Regions from separate parts of the Homo sapiens genome. Here regions 2 and 3 are each linked to region 1. Evidence: chromatin contacts called from ENCODE Hi-C data. All regions are on one chromosome and are shown on one strand. Each heading gives the region's core, a stretch centred on a gene start or an enhancer-like site at or near the end of the contact. The rest is flanking DNA. Distances are from core to core; before and after follow the strand shown. Region 1 holds the start of GHITM (growth hormone inducible transmembrane protein). Region 2 holds the start of ADIRF (adipogenesis regulatory factor). Region 3 overlaps LDB3 (LIM domain binding 3).

The links. A loop is a pair of places that touch in the nucleus more often than their neighbours do. Pooled maps may share reads with other maps.
Region 2: a pooled map shows a loop between it and region 1 (8-fold over the local background). The contact joins the promoter of ADIRF here to the promoter of GHITM in region 1. A Hi-C loop is called at or near these places in 7 of 50 pooled maps.
Region 3: a map of CD8-positive, alpha-beta T cell shows a loop between it and region 1 (13-fold over the local background). The contact joins the enhancer-like site here to the promoter of GHITM in region 1. A Hi-C loop is called at or near these places in 3 of 168 maps with a recorded cell type or tissue (CD4-positive, alpha-beta memory T cell, CD8-positive, alpha-beta T cell and naive thymus-derived CD4-positive, alpha-beta T cell) and 7 of 50 pooled maps.

The regions. Positions count from the first base shown.
Region 1 is chr10:84,137,203-84,141,738 of GRCh38, forward strand. GHITM (growth hormone inducible transmembrane protein) reads left to right here and starts at 2,307. Exons shown (of 9, transcript NM_014394.3): 1 at 2,307-2,391; 2 at 4,260-4,427. The coding sequence starts at 4,299. RefSeq lists enhancers at 1,675-2,244, 2,245-2,814 and a silencer at 2,388-2,587.
Region 2 is chr10:86,965,912-86,970,447 of GRCh38, forward strand. It overlaps ADIRF (adipogenesis regulatory factor), which reads left to right and starts at 2,571. Exons shown (of 3, transcript NM_006829.3): 1 at 2,571-2,694; 2 at 4,289-4,351. The coding sequence starts at 2,634. It overlaps ADIRF-AS1 (ADIRF antisense RNA 1), which reads right to left. Exons shown (of 2, transcript NR_170185.1): 1 at 3,131-4,536; 2 at 1-417. AGAP11 (ArfGAP with GTPase domain, ankyrin repeat and PH domain 11) reads left to right here and starts at 4,425. Exons shown (of 11, transcript NR_171046.1): 1 at 4,425-4,536. RefSeq lists enhancers at 1-247, 504-1,257, 1,098-1,277, 1,258-2,010, 3,517-4,270 and 1 more and a silencer at 3,381-3,675.
Region 3 is chr10:86,710,283-86,714,818 of GRCh38, forward strand. The region is part of intron 9 of LDB3 (LIM domain binding 3); the gene reads left to right. Among named protein-coding and RNA genes, the nearest start is that of LDB3, 44 kb to the left of the region's middle. RefSeq lists enhancers at 506-1,125, 1,126-1,745, 2,290-2,339 and a silencer at 860-1,549. Within about 2 kb of position 1,574, at least 35 of the 41 ENCODE cell types and tissues checked have a DNase peak (open chromatin) inside an H3K27ac peak, as active enhancers do; they include CD8-positive, alpha-beta T cell, where a contact is called at or near this core.

The DNA of each region.
Region 1 (4,536 bases), core at 1,057-3,556:
GGGATTACAGGCGTGAGCCACCACACACAGCCTACTTATTTATTTTTAAAGACAGCATCACCCTATGTTGCCCAGGCCGGCCTTAAGCTCCTGGGCTACCTCCCCAGTAACTGGGACTACATGCATGTGCCACCATTCCCGGCTTGTCCTTTTCTCTATCCTACACTCTAAGAACTTAGAAGCAGAGAACTTAACAATTAAACACTTCAAACTAAGTTTTATGTATCTACTTCCCCTCACTTGTATCTCTCCCTGTATCCTATTGCTAAATTAATGATAAAATTATCCACCCAGTTCAGAAGGATTACTCAGGGAGCCTTCCTCATTCTTATCAGCTATATTTGACCGACCATTCAATCCTGCAAACTCCACTTCAGCAATATATCTCTGTCATAAACCCCTCTGTGTCTTTCTACTGGCTTAATTCCAGCCTTTATTGCCTTTTGGTTGAACAACTACAATAAATTCCTAATTGGTCTCCTGGTCCATGGAACCTCTCCCTTCCTACACTGCCACAAGAGCATATATTTCCCAATGATATGACCAGATTCCTCCCCTGCTTCAAAATATTTGACCCCTGTGGAAACAACAATACAAGCCCTTTACTTGAGAAAGGAAAATATGAAATCAGACATTTTTCTTCCAATATGGAGAGAATAAGCTTTAATAGGAATCTTGAAGAAAGCTTGAGTCATTGACTTCAAGATCTTTATTCTGGTACTGTGTTGTAAATCCTTTCTCTTTGCTGATAACAGAAGCTCTAGAAAAAAAGACTATCACTGAAGGAGCCAAACAGAAAACCTATTTGCTAGCTAATAAAATTGGGCATAGATCAAAATAAAAATTAAACTGATCATGCTTGATCTGTTCAGTTTCGTGAGATTTCTCTAGTGTTTTCCTGCCATTTTCAGCGTAAAGAGATAAGAATTGTGTTGCTGCCAGACTCTTTTATTATCCACATAGAAGGCAAGTCTTTATATTTGTCAAGGTTTACATGATTAGGAATCATAAATCACAATTAACTACTGCTTAGGAGATAAAGGTTCATGAATTTTGCATGTTGTTAATCACCTTATCACCCTTTCAGGGTTTTAATCTGCTCTTTCTTCATGGTATTAAGTTATCACATTATATTTTTTCTATGTTCTGTCTCTACCAGAAAGTAAAGCCACAGAGCAAGGACTTTATTTTGTTAAAATAGTGGTAGCACACACGGGTTTAATTCATTTGCTGTTTTTTTGTTTTTGTTTTTTTGGTTTCTTTTTTTTTTGAGACTGAGTCTCCCTCTATCGCCCAGGCTGGAGTGCAGTTGCGGGATCTGGGCTCACTGGAACCTCCGCCTCCTGGGTTCAAGTGATTCTCCTGCCTTAGCTTCCCAAGTAGCTTAGATTACAGGCACCAATCACGCCTGGCAAATTTTTGTATTTTTAGTAGAGACAGGGTTTCCCCACGTTGGCCAGGCTGGTCTCGAACTCCTAACCTCAAGTGATCCACCCGCCGCGGCCTCCCAAAGTACTGGGATTACAGGCTTGAGCCACCACGCCCGGCTGATTCATTTGTATATATTTCTAGAACAGAGCTTGGTACGAAGTTGAGCATTCAGTAAATATCTGTTGAAATAGAGGGAGAGTGAAAAAGAAAGTAACTCTCTCGCGTATTCCACAACTAGCTCTTCACCTATCAAATTACGCGCAATGGAAACATCTTAGTCCTCAGAGCAATCCTGGGTGCAAGGCAGAGGCGGCTGTTATCAGGCCTATTACACAGGTTTAGGGTGAAACTTGAAAATGTGGGCGGGAAAGTCACAAAGCAATGAAAAAACCATCTAGAAAAAATCTTTTCTGGATGTCACCATCTAACATTTGGCATGAGACCCCAGAAACCGGATGACTCGGCTCAGAAGCAGACACATTTGAAAAGATATTTATCTCACGATAAATTAAGGGACAAAAAGGCCTTCAAAAAGGAACGGAATAAACGGAATAATTTTTAACTCTAACATTACTTTCTTTCAATTTTTACATAATTCTTATAGCTGCGGCGAGTGAAACGACTAAAACAAAAGCAAAACAGAGCTCCACTGCCCAAAACAAAGATGGCCGAGACGACTCCCATGCCCACACGCAAAATGGACGCTGACTATGACGTTCCCTGCAACAATCCTCAACTGGCCCCGCCCCACCAATTTGGAACCCCGCCTCCTCAACCCGGAACCCCGCCTCCCCCAGTGTGGCCGCTTTTCCGACAGAGGCCTGCCCGTGATTGGCTGCTCGTACTATTTACGTCCTTTCGATGTTGCGTCATGCAGTGCGCCGGAGGAACTGTGCTCTTTGAGGCCGACGCTAGGGGCCCGGAAGGGAAACTGCGAGGCGAAGGTGACCGGGGACCGAGGTACTGCTCCGGCTGGCCGGCGGGCGCCCGGGATCCCCGGTGGTCCTGACAGCCGCCCTCACGGGACCGCTGGGTGCGGGGGGAAGGGCTGGAAGCAGCGGTGCTGCTGGCTGCGTCAGGGCCGGCCTGCGCGTTGGGGTCGCAGTCCTGTGGGTGACCTGGTGGAGAGGGCGGCGGCACAAGGCCCTGGTCAGGCGGGCAAGGGCTCAGTGTAGCTGTGCTTCTGTCCTCGGGCAACAAGGTGCTGAGTCATCCTTGCGGCGAGGCCGTACAGCCGCTGCGCTGGTAGCGGCACCTGGGGCAGGGGCAGAGGTGTTGTGGGTTGACAGGGAAGTTTGCTGCCGGGTTCTCATCTGAATCTAGCGGGCTGGGTGAACTTTCTCGGGGACCAGGCACCCAAACTCATCAATGCTCACGGAGGCATAAGCCCTTGGATTAGGGTCGGTAGTATTTTCCCCATTTTATAGCAACGACATCTGAGTCTTAGAGATCCACACTCCTCACAAGGTCACTTCTAACCTGTCAGAAGCGGGATTCCCACTCTGGGCTGTTACGCCACATGGAGGTCACTCTGAGCTGGACCTCTTCGGCCCCAACCAGTGGACTGAGTACTGAGGAAGATACAGGACAGCCATAGGTTGAGATGATGTAATGGCACGAAAGTTCCAAAAGCGCTGGGTGTTTTCCCAAAGGCCGGGTGCCGAATTTTAAGACCCTTAATAGTTCAGTTGCAGAGCTCGGAGGACGCTCGGGTATCTTAAAGCAATAGTTCTTAGCTTTTGGAGTGTTCGTTAAAACACACGTTCTTGGTCTTATTCCTAGGGGTAGAATCATTAGGAGCAAAGAAAGACCCAGGAGCCTACATTTTAAGATGCATCCGGGGCACTTTCAAGCAGGTAGTCTAAGGGTCAACGCTGTAGTCTGAACACGGAATCCTTATGTTACAGATGGGGAAATGGGCCCAGAAGTATATCACTTGCCTAGAATTCACTACAAATCATTGGCAGAGATGGGCTGGTAGCCCCAGTTGGTTTACACTCGTCATTTCATTCTGACCTATTGTAGTCACCTCACCTTAGCATTACAGAAACACTGTCTGCTGACTTCTGGTTGACCACCCATCTAGTATAATGTGCCCTGGAGCTAAGATAATCCAGTTTTTAGCATGCTTTTCTTTTGAAGACACCATCGAGGGAGTCTAATGTAAGGGAAACCTGGTTGGTAACTGAGTTTACTTGTTTACTTTGAAAGACTAAATGTCCTTTACGCATTATAGTAGGACATATAGAATAGGTTAACTTAGAATATTTTTATATCTCATGTTGAAGGAAAGTAATATTTGGTATGATTAGCTGAAATTCATATAGTTGGCTTCTTTTAATACCTTTTAGCTTTGTAATGCAGTATAACCTTGAAGAGCTATTCATGTCTTCTTTGGATGACACTATTCCTTTGCCCAAAAGTTATGTAGATTCTTTTAAATTTTCCCACTGGATGCTGGTATAAATCTTAAGCCAAAACTACATTTGTAAAAACCATCACAGACTCTGTAATCACGTCCAGTTATTAACAGCCGTTCTGTGTTACACATAATTTTTGCAGTCATCTATTTTGATTGGTCAAACTGGGACTTAAACCTAGTTTGTTCCTCCATCTTCAGCTGTGTTCTCTGGGATGGGTTTCTTGCATTACAGTGGATGGTTGGGCAAAGAATTCATCGCTGAAAATTAAAAAGGTCGCTTTATTTCCTGTTCTACTAAAAAATAGTTTGTTCCTTGACTCTGACTCTCATATGTCCTTCTCTTAATTGGTTAGTAGGTTGTTTTACTTATGTTTTTTTGGTTGGTTTTGCCTTTTTTTTAAACTAGCATTTCAGATCTGCTCGGTAGACCTGGTGCACCACCACCATGTTGGCTGCAAGGCTGGTGTGTCTCCGGACACTACCTTCTAGGGTTTTCCACCCAGCTTTCACCAAGGCCTCCCCTGTTGTGAAGAATTCCATCACGAAGAATCAATGGCTGTTAACACCTAGCAGGGTAAAGATAATCTGAATGTTTTTATATTGCTTCTTTTTCCATTTGTGCCCTTTCTTTTTGGCAGAGTATGGCTGCTCTGCCTTTAGTGTGTTATACGTCAGTTAGCCCT
Region 2 (4,536 bases), core at 1,321-3,820, 2.8 Mb after region 1:
CTGTTGGGCTCACAGAGCAGACAACGGTTTGCAAAATCTGTCCAGGTATGTGAGCAGGCTTCAGTCTTTCTTCCTGTGACAGCAGTTCAGTCAGAGAAAACTCCGGGAAGGGACCAGTGGTCATTGTTTTCTTCTTTGGTGGGTCCAGACTTAAGGCAGATGAGGAACTTCAGAGAACAACTTCACTGTATGCTTTGGAAGAGACAAAGGGTTGGGGGGCCTGTGGGAGTCTGGTCGGAGAGACCTTAAGGCTTCTTCAGTTCAGAATGTCACACCACTATATTTCGGGGTATTGGTTTCTGAGCCCCAACAATGAGTAACTGAAACTGCAGAAAGCGAAATCACAAATTAGCTGGGGGTGGTGGCTCATGCCTGTAATCTCAGCTACTCAGGAAGCTGAGGCAGAACTGCTTGAACCTGGAAGGCAGAGGTTGCAGTGAGCCAAGATCCCGCCATTGCACTCCAGCCTGGGCAACAAGAGCAAAACTCTGTCTCCAAAAACAAAAAAAGGGAAAAAAAAAAGTGACACCACAGCAAACTGGGGCGGGGGTGGGGGAAACGGTAATGCGGTAATGCGCTCCCTCCTTCTGCCTCTCCTTGTCTGAGAAGCCCTGGTGCCCTGCACGCTCTCACAAGGTCCACTGCTGAGTCCTGGGCACCCTTCAGCCAATTTAATCTTCACACACACACTTTGGGGAGACGCTGTGATGTGATGGGGATGTTGAGGCTCAGAGAAGTGAGGGGCTTGCTCTAAGAATATCTGAACCCAAGAGGTTTGACTGTAGTGCCTGCCGCTAGGGCCACGTGGAGCTCTCTCTACCACCATCTGCTGGGGGCTGGCTGTCTCTTCCCACAGAGGCTGCTCCCTTCCTGTCCAGCTCACAGCTCATTGCCCATGGGGCCTGGAGCCCAGTGGCACCACCAGCCTGTGATAAACTGGAACACTCGAAGGCCTGCCTGGCTATTGGGCACTACCGGTGGGATTTCAGGAGGGCTGGCAGGGCTGTGGCCAGCCAGGCAGGGCATGGCTGAGATGGGCTCCCCAGAGTCCCCAAGGCATCCATATGGCCGCTCCCAGGGCAAGGCCTCGCTCTGGGAGAGGAGGGGCGGGGGGCTGGGAGGACTGTTGCTGCCGCTTTGTTTTGCCTGAGACCTGCTCCCTCCCCCTTCCTCCACCTAATCTCATCACCTGCCTCTTCCCTTTGCCCAGGGTTGACCTCATCTCCATTAATCCATACCGTGTGTGTGTGTGTGTGTGTGTGTGTGTGTGTGTGTGTGTGTGTGTGTGTACAGGTGCACTTCCAAACAACTCCCTCTAGGGGCTGACCCCGCAGCACTAGAAGCAGGGTATGTGCCAGCAGACCAAGCCTGTGTGGCAGGGGCTTCCCAGCGCTCCAGAATAGGGGAGACACCAGCAGAGGTGCAAGAAACAGCCCCGGACAGGAAGCGGTAGAGAGACCCAGAAAGGCAGGGTGGGTGTGCACTGGCCTCCAGGTCCTGAAGGCCTACTCTGGAGTGGGAGTATACCCAGCTGGGTGGGGCCTGACCTACACCCCTTGTGTGCCAGGGGAATGTATCTTGCAAGCTGTTTTGCTGCACCCAAGGATGATCTTCTCCACTCAGGCCCAGGTCCCTAAGTCCCCTCCTAACAGCCACAAGTCATACTCTCTAGCGCCTTGCCTGCCCCATCTCAGGAAAGGTGACCTGAGAGGCCCAAGCTTATTCCTGCCCTCCCTGAGCCATGCTTCCTGCCCAACTTCCTAAGGCTTCGGTGACAGACGGCAATCTCCTTGCCTGGGCTGCACAGGCACACTGCCCTCTCCCCCTTGGGGTTGCATGGTCTGCAAGTGCACACACCTGTATCTCGCCCTCTCAGGGGAAAGATTTACCAGGCCCTCTCCGGCTGCATCCACTGGGTCTCTGGCTACAGGCAGAGAGCCAGTCAGCAGTGCCCCTGCAGCTGTTTGGGGCTGGGGGCTCCGATGATGCCAGAGCCCTAGGGTTTACAGGCACCTAGGCAGATTCGAGGATCCAAGTCCCTGCCACATGCGTTTGGGTGAGACCGACCTCACTGCCTCAGTTTCCTCCTATACACTGATGCTATCAACAAAAATACCCACTTCAGGAGGTGGTTGTAAAGATTATACAAGAGACTGCAGAGCGTTAGGCAGCACCTGGCACAAGACAAATGCTCAGTAAAAGACCACTGCTGTCATTAAGGTCAACACCAGCCCTGAGCTCCTGCCCTGGAGCTGACCCAGCGCTCACGCCCAGGATCAGAAAGGGAGGGCTGGGGCTGATGAGCTGGGAGGTGGTGTGCGCCCTTCTCCTGCCTCCAGCTCCTCTCTGGACCCCTGTCCTGGCACCTCTTCGGTCCCTGGTTCGGTCTGCCCCTTTCCCACCGCGGCCCGTCTTAGGCCAGGATGTGCTCCCTGCCCTGCGGACTCTGGAGCAGGGCCCGGCCACTCCCCGGAGCCTGTATGACGGGAACCGCCCCGCGCCCTCTCCCCTACGCGGGGCAGGCCAGCCCTGGGGCGCCTTAAAAACCGGAGCTGGCGCTTGGCATCGCCACTCTGGGCAGGATCCAACGTCGCTCCAGCTGCTCTTGACGACTCCACAGATACCCCGAAGCCATGGCAAGCAAGGGCTTGCAGGACCTGAAGCAACAGGTGGAGGGGACCGCCCAGGAAGCCGGTGAGGATAGCGCGCGACCTAGGGCTCAGGCAGGGGCACCTGCGTGGATGCGCAGGCAGAAGCAGCGGGTCGGCGCGGTCCGCAAGTTCCTGGACCGGCAGCTTGGCTCGGAAGGCTCGGTCCTCCACTGAGACGCAGGGGGCAGGCAGAACGCCCACCCCGGCGAGCAGACAGATGGTGCCCGCAGGGAGGCAGCGGAACAGAGGCTCCGGAGGAGCCGGAGCTGCGCTGCGGGCACTGCGGGAGCCCCTCCAAGGAGGCCATGCTGGCGCTGGGCGGCCCGCCCAGGCCCTCAGGAGAGGGTGAAGGTCCAGGACAGGGATCGGGCGCGGCCCGCCACCACTTAAACCCGCGCGCGCCACCAGAGGCTGCCCCAGACCTCAAAGGGCTTTGTTTCCATCCCACCCCCATCGCCGAAAAGTAATCGTCGCCTTACCTTTAAGTCCCCACCTGGCAAAGAAGGTCCTTAGTTCCTCCACCTCCAGCTCTCTCCTCCGTATTCTGGAGGTGACCCAGCTGCGGTGGGGGCGTGGGAGATGTCAGGAGACCACTGGGTTGGTTCTTCCTGCACCTAGCCCAGGCTTCGTTAGGACTCCAGCTCCCTGTCAGTCCTGCCCATATCCCAGTCAGGAGACAATATCCAAACCAACCCCTTACTTCACCAGTGCTCCAGGGGAGGCCCACAGTTCTTCCCTTGAGACTGAAATGCTACCAAGGAAGCCTCCGTGTCAGGTCCCTTCCTTCTGGGCTTCACTTTTCCATCTGAGAGCTGGGTGCAAAGGATGGGCTGCTTTCTGATGGGTTAATCGAGACGAGGTTCCCAGGGGCCTCTCAGCACACTTGCCTGACTAACCCTTTCCGGAGGATGGGATCTGGGTAAGGCAGGCCCTTTCCTGTTCAGCAGCAGGGATGAGTTACAGCTCTGTAGGCGGGAGCCACCTGTCAGCCCCCCCGGGGCTGGTGACTCCATTCCCAGCAGGCCGAAACTCTGGTCCAGAGGAGATAGTCCGGCCTTGGAAGTTTTGCCTCCTTCCTTCATTTGTCTCCTAATGTCTTAAGCTGCCTGTCCACAGAGGCACTGGCTTTGCTTGTGTGCCCCTCCGGGCAGGCCACAGGAGGGAGGAGGCAGTAAGGACCTGGCAAAACTGCAAGCCCCAGGGCTAAGTGCATGAAAGGTGGGAATTCAGGCATCTGGGCCAGGCTTCTAGGGGAGAAGCTGTAAAAGGGGGCAAGGGTCTTCTGCGCCATCACCAGCATTAGCCAACAGTCCAGATGCTAGCTGCAGCCTGGCCCTGCCCTGCCTTCCTTCCTCTGTCCAACATTTTCTCAGTAGCCCTGGAGATGGAAAGGGAAGCTCCTCCCCCACAGAGAAGGAGCTCAGAGTTAGAAATAAACAAAAACATCCCAGAGGCATGGAAAGGTCTCCTGCCCCTCGGGCTGGGGGGCCCTGGGCCAGGGACTTTATCTCCATGGCATCCATCCCTTGGACCTGTACCACCGAATACTCTGGAGGACACAGAGGCATGGCAATGGTGGGGCACCTGTAGTCGGTGGTGCCTCAACAGGGGCTAAAAGCCACATCTCTCTGTTCCAGTGTCAGCGGCCGGAGCGGCAGCTCAGCAAGTGGTGGACCAGGCCACAGAGGCGGGGCAGAAAGGTCTGGTGGGGCTGGAGGGAGGCGGGCAACCCCAGCACACCTCCCACTCCCCGCCCCATCCCGGCTGGGGCCCAGGCACATCCTCTCCTCTGCAGAGCCCTCTGTCCACAATGCCCCAAGCAGGTCCCCCGGGAGACCCAGGCCAGGCTAAGCCTACAGGCACTGTGGTTCCCGGGCCCTGCCTG
Region 3 (4,536 bases), core at 324-2,823, 2.6 Mb after region 1:
AAGGAGAGCAGAGAAGTCTTCTCCGGACCGGGCATGGTGGCTCACACTTGGAATCCCAGCACTTTGGGAGGCTGGGGCAGGAGGATCGCCTGAGGTCGGGAGTTTGAGACCGCCGGGGCCAACATGGCGAAACCCCATCTCTACTAAAGATTCAAAAATTAGCCGGGCGTGGTGGCACCCACCTGTAATCCCAGCTACTCGGGAGGCTGAGGCAGGAGAATCGCCGGGAGGCCGAGGTTGCAGTGAGCCGAGACTGCACCATTGCACTCCAGCCTGGGCGACAGAATGAGACTCCATCTTCTCTGTGTCATGCCAGTGTGCGAGATTTGGCCGCAGCCATGGGGGTACAGAACAGCACATAAGGAGCCTAGACTCGGGAGCAGGTCCTATCCAGGCGCAGGGAGAAACCCCAGGGAAGTTTTCTCTGCCGCTGGAGCCCAGGGAGATGAGACAGGCACTGAGTCAGGGCAGGCCTTGCTTCGGGGCGCTGGTTCATGAAGCTCGCTCTGACAGCAGGGCTGAGTGTGGGCGGTCGAAGCGGCTTTTGCCCGAGACAGAGGCCGGTGCCACGGCCTGCTCTGCTCTCGAAGGCAAAGTGCCTCATCCATCCAGGCTGCGCTGTTCATGGACACCTTGTGTTCTGGGGATGGAATGAAGCACCCAGCACAGCGTCTGTCACACGGGAGGTGCCCTTCTCTGTCCCTACAGAGAAGGGGCAAGGATAGACGGTTCTGAGGTGAAAACTCCGCAGGGCGAGGTGGCATTTTGCAGTAGTGAAAAGCCTTAGATGGAGCAGTGGGAAGAGGCTGCCCCTGCAGAGACTGGGAACACAGGGAGGGGAGGCTGGAGAGGAGTTGGAGGAGAAGCGGCGGGTGGAGGCGAGGCCTTGCCGGGGCACAAGGAGGACATTTCCGTCTCTTCCTGGGGAGGCGCTTCTGGCACCTTCCGGGGCGGCCTCCGGCTGTCTTCGCCCAGCCCGCCAGGCGGCGTCAGGGCTCCGGGGGCGCGCGGCCAGCCCGCCCTGCGTCTCCTTCCTCCTCCTTCCCGGGCTGGGGCCCAGGCGAGCGAGACGGGCCGGAGCCGCGGGCCCCCGCGCCGTTCCCAGGCCGCGCAGACATTAACTCATTCCTGCCTAGGGGGAAAGAGGCGGCCGGGCGGGCGCGCGCTGGAGTCGGCCTGCCTCCACCTCCCTCTCCGGGAGGCCCGGCTGCCAAGCGGAGTCCGGGGGCGGCTGGCAGGCGGCCCCGTATGAAGTGGGGCGTGTGGTCCCGAGCCCCCCTCCGCTCCCCTTCCCTCCAGGCTCTTCGGATCCGGGCGTCAGAGAGGGCGGGGAGCCCGCGCGGGACCCGGAGCGCCGCGGCCGCAGCCGCAGCTCCCCCCGGGGCCTCCTCCGGGCCGAGGGCGGCGTTCGCAGGCCGGATCTTATCGCTGGCGCCCGAGGTGGGCGGCCGCTCCCCGGAACACCTGAGGCCCGGGAGGGGGCGGGCGGCGGCGGCGCGGAGACCCTGCGCGCGGGCCGGGGACGGTCACGTTGGCCCGCGGGCCGGGCGGCGGCCAGGCGCTTGCGGAGAGCCGGGCCCGGCCCGGCGTGAGTCAGAAATCACCTTGTTTAATTACATATCCCCGAGCCCGCCGAGTGCGATAGGGGACTTTTGAACTTGCCAATTAGAGATGAAATATCACCTTCTAATTTAGACTGGCTTAATTCCGTCACGCAAAAATAGCAACAGCCCCGGGGCTGCGAGATGGGATATCAGGTCTCTCCTGGCGTGACGGCGAGCCAGGCTGAAGGATGCAGAAGCTGAGGGCTGCGAAGCGCCACTGCCTGCTCGCCCCCCGACGGAGTCGGGGTTGCGACGGGGGAACGGAGCTGCCGGGCCGGGCCACCGAGGCCGGGGAGGTTCCTTCTCTGGGTGGGTTAGCCCCAAGCAAGGAAGCCGTCAAATCGGGGTCCAGATTCTAGCCTGCCTCTGTGAGACCTCTGTGTTGTGGGGGCTGGAAAAGAAAAGGAGGTGGATCCGGGAGTCTGTAAGGCCTTCCGATGGAGGGAAGCGACTGCCAGGCAGGGGGAATAGGGTTAGTATTGCTGGAGGGAGGCAGGAAAGGTGGGCCAGGGCCCTGTTTACTTGAAAGGGGGCGTACTAAAGCCTGTTTTGCTGCTTGGGGAGTTTCTAAGCGGGCATCTGCTGTTGAGTCTGGCAGCCTGAGCTCGTTTCGGCTAAGCAGTTCACCAGCTGGATGACTTGGAGGCAGCCATTTAAGCTCTCCAAGTCTCAGTTCCTCATCTGTAAAATGGACTTGCAAATATTATCTGCCTCCTTGGATTGCAGCGAGTAATAAGGCACGTAAAGGGCCTGGCATGTGGAAGCAGTCATTTTGGTGAAGGCAGCACCACGCAATAGAAATTTCCTATTAGCCACATTTTTAAAAAATAAAAGAAAGCAAGTTAAATTCATTTTAATATATTTTCTTTGACTACATATATTTAAGATATCAGGCCGGACGCAGTGGCTCACGCCAGTAATCCCAGCACTTTGGGAGGCCGAGGCGGGCGGATCATAAGGTCAGAAGATCGAGACCACCAGGGTAACACGGTGAAACCCCGTCTCTACTAAAAAAGTACAAAAAATTAGCCGGGCGTGGTGGCGGGCGCCTGTAGTCCCAGCTACTCGGGAGGCTATGGCAGGAGAATCACTTGAACCCAGGAGGCAGAGGTGGCTGTGAAGCCGAGATTGCGCCACTGCACTCCAACTTGGGCGACAGAGCAAGGCTCCGTCTCAAAAATATATATATATATATATAATTTCAACATATAATCAATATAAAATAATTATTAATGTGCCTTCAAAATCTGGTGTGTGTTTTACACTAACGGCACTTCTTGGTCGGACTAGCCACATTTCAGCTGCTCATCGGCCACGTAGCACTATGTATTGGACACCGCAGGATTAGGGCTTCTGGTCTTAATCTTTTTATTTTTTGAGATGGAGTTTCTCTTTTGTTGCCCAGGCTGGAGTACAATGGCACGACTTCGACTCACTGCAACCTCCACCTCCCGGGTTCAAGAGATTCTCCTGCCTTAGCCTCCCGAGTAGCTGGGTTTACAAGGCGCCCACCACCATGCCCGGCTACTAGAAGTTTTAGTAGAGACGGGGTTTCACCATGTTGGCCAGGCTGATCTCGAACTCCTAACCTCAAGTGATCCACCGGCCTCAGTCTTCCAAAGTGCTGGGATTACAGGCGTGAGCCACCGCGCCCAGCCAATCTTAATCTTTTTTAGCAGAGAATTGCACTTCACAAAGAAAGGAAAGAAAATGTTGCACAGAACCCCCTTATATATAACAGAGGGATGAAGCTGCTCTGAAGTTGTGCTAGATCACCTCTCCCTGCTCTCTGTCCCTGGTGGTGTTCCTGGAATCACTTCTTCCCCCAGCATTTTGATATTCTCTGCAAAGTTGTTAGGGAGGGTGACAATACCTCAAATTTGGGCTGTACACATTTACAAAATCCATTCACTATGTCACCCCAGCAGGTCCCCAGCATGCCCTGTGGGGCAGGCAGGGTGTCAGGCATTCCACCACCACTGAATAGACCTCAGTCTCAGGTTATCTGACTTCAGGATGTTCCATTTCCCTTCCCTCCTCTCCCCCAACCCTAGGCGCTACCAGTCTAACTGGGCTGGGCTTCCCTAGGTGAGCAGCAGGCCATGAGACAGGCTGACAGTACATCTGACCCTGACACCCAGGTTGCCCCCATCCTTGCCATCCTCACTCACATTTAGTGACACACTATGCCAGGTACTAGGCTACGCTCTTTATATTTCTTACCTTCCCTTAATCCTCATAATAACCTTGTGAGATACTAAGAATCAGTATTGCCAGTTTTAGATGAAGAAATTGAGGCCCAGAGAGGTTAAGGAACTTGCCCAAGGACACAAAACCAGGAGGTAGTAGAGCTGGATCCTGCAGCCAGGGCTCTTGGCTATGCTATCAAGACTCCACAGCAGGGGGTCTCCTTCATGTTGAAAATGACTCCTCCCTGACATGTTGCACTGAGATTTTCTAGAAATTGGACTCATATTCTTTACAGAGGCAGCTTGGGATGATAGAATGAATGGATTTGGAGATGTATTCCCACTTACTAGCTCTGTCTGAGCCTCAGTGACCTCAAGTGTAAAGAGGGAATAATGTGAAGACCGATTCAGATGACAGATGCTATGTGCCTCGTTACCCCTAAAGGGGAGGAAGATTCCTTATGGAGAAGGTATTATCTTTTTTTTTTTTTTTTTTTTGAGATGGAGTCTTGCTCTGTTGCCCAGGCTGGAGTGCAGTGGTACGATCTCGGGTCACTGCAAGCTCCGCCTCCTGGGTTCACGCCATTCTCCTGCCTCAGCCTCCTGAGTAGCTGGGACTACAGGCACCCGCCACCACACCCAGCTAATTTTTTGTATTTTTTTAGTAGAGATGGGGTTTCACCACATTAGCCAGGATGGTCTCGATCTCCTGACCTCATGATCTGCCCACCTCAGCCTCCCAA